Regions from separate parts of the Homo sapiens genome. Here region 2 is linked to region 1. A link is an interaction called in ENCODE POLR2A ChIA-PET data of the cell type or tissue named here. Cell type or tissue: CD4-positive, alpha-beta T cell. All regions are shown on one strand. Each heading gives the region's core, and the rest is flanking DNA. Links, peaks and the distances in the headings are about the cores only.

Region 1 (5,335 bases), core at 1-5,000:
AGAAAACAAAAATACTTTTAAGAATGAAGTTTAGACTAAGTTGGGATGAGAATTTTGTACATGGAAACAGTACAGCTGTTCAACAATGGCAGGGAACTGCAGGGAGAGTATTTTTGGGTAGAATGTTAATTTTGTTTTGTGGAACAATAGCGATATGCCCTTGTGACTTGCACTGTACCTGTGTCAGTGGACATGAGTTCAGCATATTTTAATTTTTAATCCTTGCAGCACTGGAAGATCAATTCTTTTATCATCCATACTTTAGAGGCAGCAAAATCGAAGCTTTCTTCACCAGTAAAAGGGAATGCGAAGTAAATCACAACAAAATTCCATTTCACCTTCATCACACTAGAATAGCCAAACTTAAAAGTCTGAATTGGGCAAGTATTGTCAAAGTAGTGATAAACCGTCCCATCCAGTGCTAGTGGGAGTGTAAACTGGGGGTGGAAAGAAGGGGCTATGTCTAATATGTTTTATTTTTAATTTAAATGAAATATGACCAAGTAATAAGATTGGAAAGTAAATGTTTGTATATAGTGTTCCTTATCTTACATTTGAAATATTATATATTTTGTTTTCTTTTTAAATAACTGTGTTGCCGCAGATCAGGCGACTTAACAGAAGTATATTTTCTCAACGATTCTGGAGGCTAGAAATCTGGGATCAGGGTGTCTGCGGGGTTGGTTTCTTCTGAGGCCTGCCCTCTTGGCTTGTAGATGGCTGCCTTCTCCTAGTGTGTTCACATAGTCTTTCCTCTGTGTGTGTCTGTGTCCTAATTGGCCCACTTTAATGACCTCATTTTAACTTAATCACCTTTTTAAAGGCCCTGTCTCCAAAGACAGTCACATTATGAGATACAGGGGTTAGGGTTTTTCAACTTAGGAATTTGGGGGAGGACACAATTCAGCCCATAACAATAGCAAAGTTAAATAATTTAATTAAGGTCTCATAGCTGGTATGATGGATGAATGGAATTCAGACCCAGGTGTCTTTCAGTCTAAAGGTTATTCTCAGAATGCTACACTACAACCCTTTGACTCCTAGAGATGTACCCCAAAACTAGTTAGAGCTGTTTCCCCAAAGACTAAGAGATGTAGAGAAAACAATTTTACTATCTAGTTATGTGAAAGCTATAATTTTAATTTAATTTTTTGAGACAAGGTCTCCATCTATCGCCCAGGCTGAACTGCAGTGACGCGTTCATAATTTGAGAATAACACCAAGAAGAGAAAATGTAGAAACTGAAAACGCTGAACTCTAATGACACTGCTTTTTGGCTAAGTAGACTATAGTTGGCATTTGAATTTAAGAAGATAAAGAACAGTACATATAAGTAGAAAATAGGAAAAAAAGATGTCAGAGGAGGAACAAATGCTTAGCGGGTTACTACAGGAGGGTGCTAAAAGAATAATAATTGATATTTTATTAAGTAGGCATAGCAATAAGTCATAAGTGTCTTGAAATATAGTATCTGTTATTGTTTTATGAATGCAATTAATATAATAGTTTTGATAACACTGAATGCATATAAACATCACAAATTTCCAGATACATATATGAGCTTCAGATACAGAACTTCGAAATAAAGCTTTATGTATAGGTTAGTCACTCTTCCAACAAAATTATTGAGCACTTCATACATAGCAGGCTCTGTGCTAGGTCCTGTCAAAGGAGGGACTCTTAAGACCTTTGAGAGTTTCTGAGTTTAGTACTGAAACATAGCCAATCCGTGGAAGAAGTTCTATTTCTTGTAGTCCTTCACGTCAGTAATATAACTCACAATATGTGCATTTACCACCAAATTTCTTTAGCCATGTGAAAATAAGTTTAAAATGAATAATTATTATCTTGTCGTATTAAATTACCTATTATGTGAAACCTATAACTTTATTTATTTATTTATTTATTTATTTATTTATTTATTGAGATAAGATCTCGCTTTATTGCCCAAACTGAACTGCAGTAGCACATTCATAGCTCACTGCAACCTCAAACTTCTGGGCTCAAGTGATGCTCCTGCCTCAGCCTCCCAAGCAGCTGGGACTACAGGTGCGAGCCACTACACCCAGTTAATTTTTAAATTTTTTCATAGAGATGGGATCTCGCTATGTTGCCAGGACTGGTTTTGAACTTCTGGCCTCAAGTGATCCTCCTGCCTCAGCCTCCCAAAGTGCTGGGATTATAGGCGTATACCACCATGTCCAGCTGAAACCTCTATAACTTTAAAGAATGGAGTTTTATGATGAAACTAAGTGATTGTTTGCATTATAATTTTATCATAACTATTTTTTTTAAATTGAGAGGATTTTTACCGTAGTTTTATTCTGAAATGAAGTCAGTAACTTCGTTCAAGTGCCATAGTGTTATTATGGTTTATGTGTATGCTTTTTGTTTTTTCCTCCTTGTGGATAGAATGTGCTCTTTAAATCTTTTTTTTTTTTAGTTGTATTTTATAGCTATATTTGGAGCTGTGTAATGTAATGCACATCCTGCCTGAGATAACATCTTTTCTCTGTATTCTCTTTTTTTGCATAGGTAAAAATAAGTGACTAAAGAAGCAGACCTGGGAATCACCTAACATGTCGAGGAGGAGATTTGATTGCCGAAGTATTTCAGGCCTACTAACTACAACTCCTCAAATTCCAATAAAAATGGAAAACTTTAATAATTTCTATATACTTACATCTAAAGAGCTAGGGAGGTAAGAAAACCATATGACGTGTATGCCATCTAAATTCAAATTTTGGATTTGTGTTTTTATAATTCTATAAAACTCACTTGGGATCATTATTTAACAATGATTAGGAAGGAAAGTTGTGATCTCTGTTGCTGTTACCTAGGGTCCAGTCTTAACTGACTTGAAAATCAAATCTGTGGAGGGTTTAGTGAACTTAAATCATACATCCTACCTAGCCTCAGAGCCTCTGATAGGAGGTCTCTGTCGTTACATGAGGCTGTGCATGGGAAGAGGCAGCTCAGCATAGTGGACTGCCGAGTTCAAGTTTGGACTCCACCAGTTACTAGGTGTGTGACTTCAACTAAATAACTGTACCTCTTTTTTTAATTTTTGTTTGTGGCGGGGTCTCACTCTGTTGCTCAAGCTGGAGTGCAGTGACATGATCTTGGCTCACTGCAACCTCCTGTCTCCTGGGCTCAAGGGATCTGCCACCTCAGCCTCCTAAGTAGCTGGGACTACAGGCACACACCACCACACTGGGCTGGTTTTTTGTAGAGACAGGGTTTCTCCATGTTGCCCAGGCTGGTCTCCAACTCCTGGGTTCAAGCAATCCTCTGGCCGTGGCCTCCCAAAGTGCTGAGATAATTGGTGTGAGCCCCTGCGCCCTGCCTACTGTACCTCTTAGTGCTGTCGTTTCCTCATCTGAAAAGTAGGGGTGAAGATAATTGTGTCTGTCTTATATGGTTGTTATGAGGATTAAGTTAGTTAATATTTGTAAAGTGCCTAGTACAGTGCTCTGTAAGTTTTTGTTAAATGAAATATTTTTTTAAATTCCTAGGGTATTGTGCTTGGCTTAAAAAAAAAAAAAAAAGAAGAAGAAGAAGAAATAGGGAGATTCTCCCCCTCTCCTAAGTTGAACAAAAAGAATGAATTCATATTTCATAGTCTGATTCTATGTCACAACAAATGAGTGGTTTATAAGTAAAAAGCCTTTACAAATTGTTTTCTCTTAACCAGTGTATAAACTCTGTACGGCCAAGGAGTGACATGATATTATGAAACCATTCTGTACTACCATTTTAATATATGAAAAGTTATAAAAGATATACCAAGTTATTTAAGTTATATATTCAGCATCTTTTGAGCTTTAAATTAAAGGTGCTTAATGAAGGGTTGGAAGATGGTAGTCATCATGTATTTTCAGTTTGATTTTAGTTCTGGAGGTAAATGTTTTGTTGTATGTTAAATGGTTTACTAAGTCCATATTTGTGTTGATAAATGTGCAGCAAAACAATGTGATTGATTTTTGTCTTTGAAAATCTCGATGTGAGAAGAAAAGTTGACTGAATCATGAAAAGTAATTTCATTCTTGGTGGCCTTTTACCTTAAGGGCAGAGGCAAGTCCTGGCTTTTTCACGTTGCAGATGTTGGATGCAGCCTTTCTTTTGCAAAATAAGAATTATAATATCTGGCCAGGTGTGGTGACTCACGCCTGTAATCCCAGCATTTTGGGAGGCCGAGGAGGGTGGGTCACGAGGTCAGGAGTTCGAGACCACCCTTGCCAACATAGTGAAACCCTGTGTCTACTAAAAATACAAAATTAGCCAGGCATGGTGGCGTGTGCCTGTAGTCCCAGCTACTCAGGAGGCTGAGGCAGAAGAATCACTTGAACCCGGCAGGTGGAGGTTGCAGTGAGCCGATATCATGCCACTGCACTCCAGCTTGGGCAACACAGTGAGACTTTGTCTCAAAAAAAAAAAAAAAAAAAAAAAAAGAATTATAATATCTACCTCACTGACCAAGAATTAAATACAAAAGCACATTTCATAATTCCTGGCATACTAATTTAATGTGCAAAATATTTGGGTGTTTTAATGGTGTATTAAAAGATAGAGTTTTTAGAACCTTTTAAAATGTTTTTAAGAAATTGTTCTAAATCTTAATTACTTCATTTTGCATTATAATAGGAAGAAAGGTTTTTTTTTTCTTTTTTTCTTTTTCTTTTTTTTAAGTTTCCTGTATCTCACATTGAACCATAGAATCTCTGCATTGGAAAGACTTCAGTGGTCCGTGGTCTTACTAATACAATGTTTGTATGCAGCGCAGCAATCTTTCCTATAATTTCCCGAACAAACTGTTATCCAGCCTCAGTTTGAATGCTTCAGCGATGGGGAAATGAATATTATGCAAGTCTTGAACAGTACACACAATAAAAGTCACTTTCTTTTCTATTTTTCTGAGTTACTATTTGATGAGTAAATTTACTTACATTTTTTAAATTAACTTTTCAAAATTGGGGACATTATAGGAGCTAAAAAATCTATAAAGTATTTTTGCTTTGAGGGCTTTGGATAATTTAAACTTTGAGGATGATATTAGTAATTCTAAATTGCTTTATAAATGAGGTGCCACCATAAATAAAGTTGAATTAGGCATACTTTTTAGAATTTTAGATCAAAAACTCATGATAGAATTTGATTAAAGCAAATTTAGATTGATTGCTAAATTCCCATTTTAAAATATCTTTATGAAAGAGACCAAGTAACATCTTTCTTTTGAATTGATATGGGCTAATGAGTCACATGGTAAATATTGATATGTTTAATTATTAGATCTTGATAAATTAGAAATCATGGCTTTTCATCTGCCAAGAATGTA
Region 2 (5,390 bases), core at 339-5,338, 54 kb before region 1:
CAGAATGAGTTGGCATGTATTGTATGTGACTTTTTCTGTAGAAACACTAGATAGTTTCCTAAAGGTGGACGGGACCTAGATTAATCAGCAATCAATTATAAAACAAAAATTCTGTCAAGGCAAATCTCATCAACCTTATACTAAAGAATGCCTTATATTTGTAGGGAGCTTTACAGGTTTTCAAGTGCCAACACAAGGTACACACATATTATTCCTGAAACTCCATGTGTCCCCTTTTCTAAGGCTTAATTATAGCTGATATTTCTCCAGGCTCCTAAGCCATGCCTTGTACTCTTTTTATTCCACAGGTGGTGGATGCCAGGCTGGTATCTGTTTTTGATGCAAGAGAACTGGAATTGGTCATCGCAGGCACAGCTGAAATAGACCTAAGTGATTGGAGAAACAACACAGAATATAGAGGAGGTGAAATTTGATTTATAGATGGCTAGATTTTAAATTTCAAATTAAAGGAAGGCATGGTTCAGCTTGCCAACTGAATATAGGACAGGCAACAGCACTTGGACTCTAATCATAGGTCTGATGCAGGCTCCCTTGAGACCTTGGGCAAGGTACATTCTCTTCTTTTCCTAATTACCTCATCTGTCAGATGGGAGAAGGACTGTTTACACACCGTCAAAGGATGTCATAACTCTTAATTGTTGGTGAGGAAATGTGACCGTAAGAACACTAATTAATTACTTTATCGTGTTGTCAGTGAAGCACCAAGGAGCTAACATCCAGCTGGTCAAACTCCACCTATTCCATTTTGTTTCTAAAACTTAGAAAAGCACACCCTTTGAGCTTCCCAATCAGCACAGTTTTTCCACTGTTCACTACGCTCCTTATCAGTTGTAATTCATAGTCAGAACACTTGAATGGAATAAGACACAGTTCCCAAAATACAACATTATTGGAGAAGTTCTAAATTCAAGCATGAATTTCAAGTGAAAAGAAGACTGTAGTAAGATTAATTAAAAACTGCACTATCTGACACTTCACAAAATGGGAAGCTAAAAAAGTGACACTTCTGCAGATCAGTACAAATTATTGATTAGTAACTGGGACCAAAGCCATTGAAATTTGAGTGTTAAACCAACACTTTGCAAGGGACCTGGTGGTAACCCAGAGTTAAGGTTTTATTAAATAATTTTAAGCAAAGAATACATTTTCTGAAAATTATCACCATGTTAGGAAGCCTTCAGAAATTCATGACAAATACCAGTTGTTTTCTCCTTTGGGTTTTGTTTTTTAACTCAAAGTATAAGAGATTAGAAGTAGTTCTGAACTTGGAGAATGAAAACTACAAACCTAACATCACTGAATTAATCACTTAGCAGAGTAAATTGAGAGCTGAACAGTTCTCTAGTTATCTCTAAGTTGAAGCAGAGATTTTTTTTAAAAAAGGTAGTTTTAAAAGTTTGTAGTAAAAAAATGCCTTAACATTTGCTAAATTGCTTTTGGTTATGCCTGTGCTTGCCTGTTCCAGCTCATCCCTGCACCATGGGCTGGCCTTGCTCACACATTTAATCTGAAAGGCTGTATTTAATTGCAGTTTCCATTGCTTCTATTTCTGAAGTCCAATTGCTGAAATAAGTATTTTCCAGTTGGCCCAAGTATAATCCATGTATCTCTTTGGTTATTATAATGTTGTTAACCCATCGATTTTTACTGAGAGCACAATTTCTCTGACATGCTACATAAGTTATATTTTACCATAAATATTATTAGCTCATTCTTTCCTTCCAGGAGATGAATTTTTTTTTTCAGACAGAGGGTGTATGCCACCATACCTGGCTAATTTTTGTATTTTTAGTAGAGATGGGGTTTCACCATGTTGGCCAGTCTGGTCTCGAATTCCTGGCCTCAAGCGATCTCCTGCCTTGGCCTCCCAAAGTGCTGGGATTACATGTGTAAGCCACCACGCCCGGACCCAGGAGATTCTAATAGCAATGCATTAATAGAATCAGCCATTTTTGTATTTTCATGGCATAAAATTTTATTCACTAAATCTGACTAATCAAGGACCTATTTATATGGTTATTGTAAATCTTATCAAATGAAATCTTTGGGAGGGGGAAGAAAAATGCTGAGAACCTCAGCTGCCATGTTTGCTCACCCAGCTACTTGGCACTGAGTAAAGAAGCGGCTGTGTGGCTGCCACCTGCCATATGTTCACACCCCAGCTGCTAGGAGAGAATATGATGAGACACATTCACTCTTCTTCCTCCAAAAGGTTTGGCACAAATAGCAAAAGGGAAGCAGAAAAGGGCTAATTCATAAGGTCAAAAAACTTTAAAGCTACAAAGAGCCAGTGCACTTCTTTTGTAGATGAGAAACTTTGCTCAGTACCAAATTGCTAGTCTTCACCAAACTCTGGGCATGGCCCATGTGTCCTCATGTTCAATCCAGTTTTGATCAGCCTTCTCTTTGATCCTTTTTTTCTCCAAAGGGGACTAAACATCACTGAAATGGTAAACAGTAAGGTGAGATTCCTCCCAAATCCTACAACTACTGAAATGTGAGGAAAAATTTGGATTAAAATAATTTCTACCCGCCTTCTATTCTGGACTACTAACTCAGTGCCCATTAACTATGTCTATTCATTGGTTTGAATCACTAAATCCTTGTTAGCCTTTTCTCTGAATTTAATTTTTGTTTTCACTGAAAGGTTTTTGGAATCCATCATCACTGCCCATGAGGTGATTCCTTTGACATTTTCTTAAATTCTACTAAAGTATGGAATAAGAGTAAAATTAAGTTGGTGATTACTCAGGATTTATTTAAGGAACTAAAGGTCACTTTTCCCTTTTTATTAGTAAGTCAATGTGAAACTAAGTTGATTTTAAAGTATGAATATTATATATAGCTTTTAAGAGAGCTTGCAGTTATGTATTTGTTTGTATAAATTATTTGATTAATGTGTCTCCCCTCTGCCAGAAGCCCTGGGAGGGTCTGTTTTCTTTGCCATTATGCCCCCAACCTTGGTACAGTGCTTGGCATAGAGGTATTTGAAAATTATTTCTTATGTGAATGACCGAAAGAGTTAAGTATTTCCAGTAACAACTGTTGTATTTTACAGAAATGATATGGTTAAAATAACTCATTTGTTGTTCTTCTCTTTACTAGTTTCACTTAGTGACCGTTAAATGAAAACAGAGACCTCTTGGTTTCACTTAATGTTGTTTTTGTTTAACTTTTGACATTCATATGATCATATATACAGTGTTATTCCTTAGTCTTAAAATTATAGACAACTTGTAAAGAATTCAAGAGGATGATTTATGTCTGGGGACTCTTCGTGTCACGTATCTTGGTGGCTTAATATAGAAGAGTCAAAGTAACATGGGCTTTTATGATTGGTTTGATAGGATACCATGACAATCATATTGTAATTCGGTGGTTCTGGGCTGCAGTGGAAAGATTCAACAATGAACAACGACTAAGGTTGTTACAGGTGAGATGCCATTATTTAATCTTTTAAATGTATCAATATGATTATTGTTGGAAGTGTATGTTTTTAATAACTGCTAACTATTCTCCATAAACACATACCATGTGTATCTGGAAATATGAGATACACCATTTCCAGACTCCTGATTGCATGGTTATGTGACTCCATGGCTATTCAGAACTTCCCTAAGCCAACTTAAAGCATTTCATGAGAGTTTAGGGAAGTGTCAAGTCCAGTCCAAGAATCCCAGTAACAACATCTGCCTTCAGGACAGCTTGGACCCTTCAGCAAGAAGCACCCAGGGTACCCAAAGTGCAGGCCGGCATCCCTAGCAGCAGAAAGAAATGATTTTAAGTTCTTTAAAAAGGGATGCAGTTAGTTGACAGTCCTTTCTTCTCTTTCATCTAACTTTCCACAAATTTGAGAAAACAGTGACATTCAAGAACAGTGGGAAAACTAACTTGTGTTTTTTTTTTTTTTGCGTGTGGTGTTTATGGTCATCCAGGACAATTACTGATCAGTTGCAGCTATAGAAATACCAGACACAAGGAAGTCTCTGGATGCTCAGGCAGAGCCTTACAAGTACTCTTAGCTCCTTTGGATCTTAGCTCCTTTGGATTAAGGGTCTGGGCCTCAAAATTGCAGGCCCAGACATTCTCTTTTTTAAATTCACCCGACATTGATCAAGGACTGATGCTAAGTTGACTCGGGTTAATTGATCCCACTTTATTCATCTATAGTGGGAAATGTGCCCGGTTTAAGCTTCTGAGCTGGTCAGCTGCATCAGGTGCTTTATTTTCTACAAACCCTCCACATCCCCTTTCCCTTTATCATGCACAGTATTCTCTTTCTTAGTATTATCTTCTGGCTCTGTGTCAGAATTGTGTTGTGATTATTCCACACCTGTGAAGTTTTGTCTTCAGAACTTTCCTGCCTGCTCTTCCTCAGGAGCTCTGCCCGTGAATGACGTGATGCCTTTCCTGGCTGTTGGTCTCTGGCTTCACCTTCTCCTTCTGTTTTCTTGGGTTGACAGTTTGTTACAGGCACATCCAGCATTCCCTATGAAGGATTTGCTTCACTCCGAGGGAGTAACGGCCCAAGAAGATTCTGTGTGGAGAAATGGGGGAAAATCACTGCTCTTCCCAGGTAAAATATAAAATAACATTTCTTTACTGTCACAACATTTGGTGGAGACATTCATTTATGTATATATTGATTAATTACTGCTTTTATATTAAAAGTTTGGGAGAGCGGAAAAGCTCTTAGAATGAATTTCTCCCTGATAACCTTTCTAAACGAAGAGGAAAAAAGATCTCTCTGGTCACACTTAAAATACATACATCCATATCTTAAAATACAAAACACAACAAAAGCAAAGTATTTGTTAGCATCAGTAAAGCGACGTTGGTTATCATGCTTGTGGCTTATGATTGTGGCTCTAATCAGGTGTTTCCAGAAGCTTGAGTTTTAACTTTATAACTATTTAGAATCCCTTCAGTAAAAATTACCGTTGTAGTTTCTAAAGGATATTAGATAATGTGGATGTGCTCTAGATCTCTTTAGCCTGTCTCGTACATGTCTTAATTCCATGCTCTCTGCATTGTATTCTCATTCATAGTAAGATTACATATTTCCTTAGAATAGAAAAAAAATGCTTTGCTGTTGCTGCTAATAAAAGCAAAAGACTGATCCTTTTGCAATTTGTCAGTGTGATAATTGGGTGTTCATGCACATATGTGAGATGTGCCACCCTCAAGCCTTATTACAACGTCCACACATTACCCATCTGATATGGAAAATAGAAGCAAGGACTAGTACAAAAAGTGTTTGAGATTGAGTGGAGATAACTGGAGCTGGAGCAACAGAAAAGGAGCATATGAACAAAAGAGGAATGGAAGAAAATTTGTTTTAGAATTCCTTTATCCAATTAGTAGTAATA

Evidence for each region. ChIA-PET counts read pairs that join two places held together with the same protein. Peaks named below come from ENCODE experiments on the same cell type or tissue, not always from the same donor. Only the 100,000 strongest peaks of a DNase experiment are listed, where the experiment ranks them.
Region 2: POLR2A ChIA-PET joins it to region 1 with 5 read pairs; 19 of 35 experiments call an interaction of 5 or more read pairs at or near these places.

The regions. Positions count from the first base shown.
Region 1 is chr2:196,160,628-196,165,962 of GRCh38, reverse strand. It overlaps STK17B (serine/threonine kinase 17b), which reads left to right. Exons shown (of 8, transcript NM_004226.4): 2 at 2,536-2,701. The coding sequence starts at 2,580. Among named protein-coding and RNA genes, the nearest start is that of STK17B, 8.3 kb to the left of the region's middle. In CD4-positive, alpha-beta T cell, for the core only: CTCF peaks have their summits at 666 and 1,062; DNase peaks (open chromatin) are centred at 762, 1,202, 2,552 and 3,062; H3K4me3 peaks cover 5,000 bases; H3K27ac peaks cover 5,000 bases.
Region 2 is chr2:196,215,072-196,220,461 of GRCh38, reverse strand. HECW2 (HECT, C2 and WW domain containing E3 ubiquitin protein ligase 2) reads left to right here. Exons shown (of 29, transcript NM_001348768.2): 26 at 309-423; 27 at 3,369-3,454; 28 at 4,485-4,597. LOC124906154 (small nucleolar RNA U13) reads left to right here and starts at 5,140; the gene lies at 5,140-5,243. RefSeq lists a silencer at 710-910. In CD4-positive, alpha-beta T cell, for the core only: no CTCF peak of the experiment used is centred there; no DNase peak of the experiment used is centred there.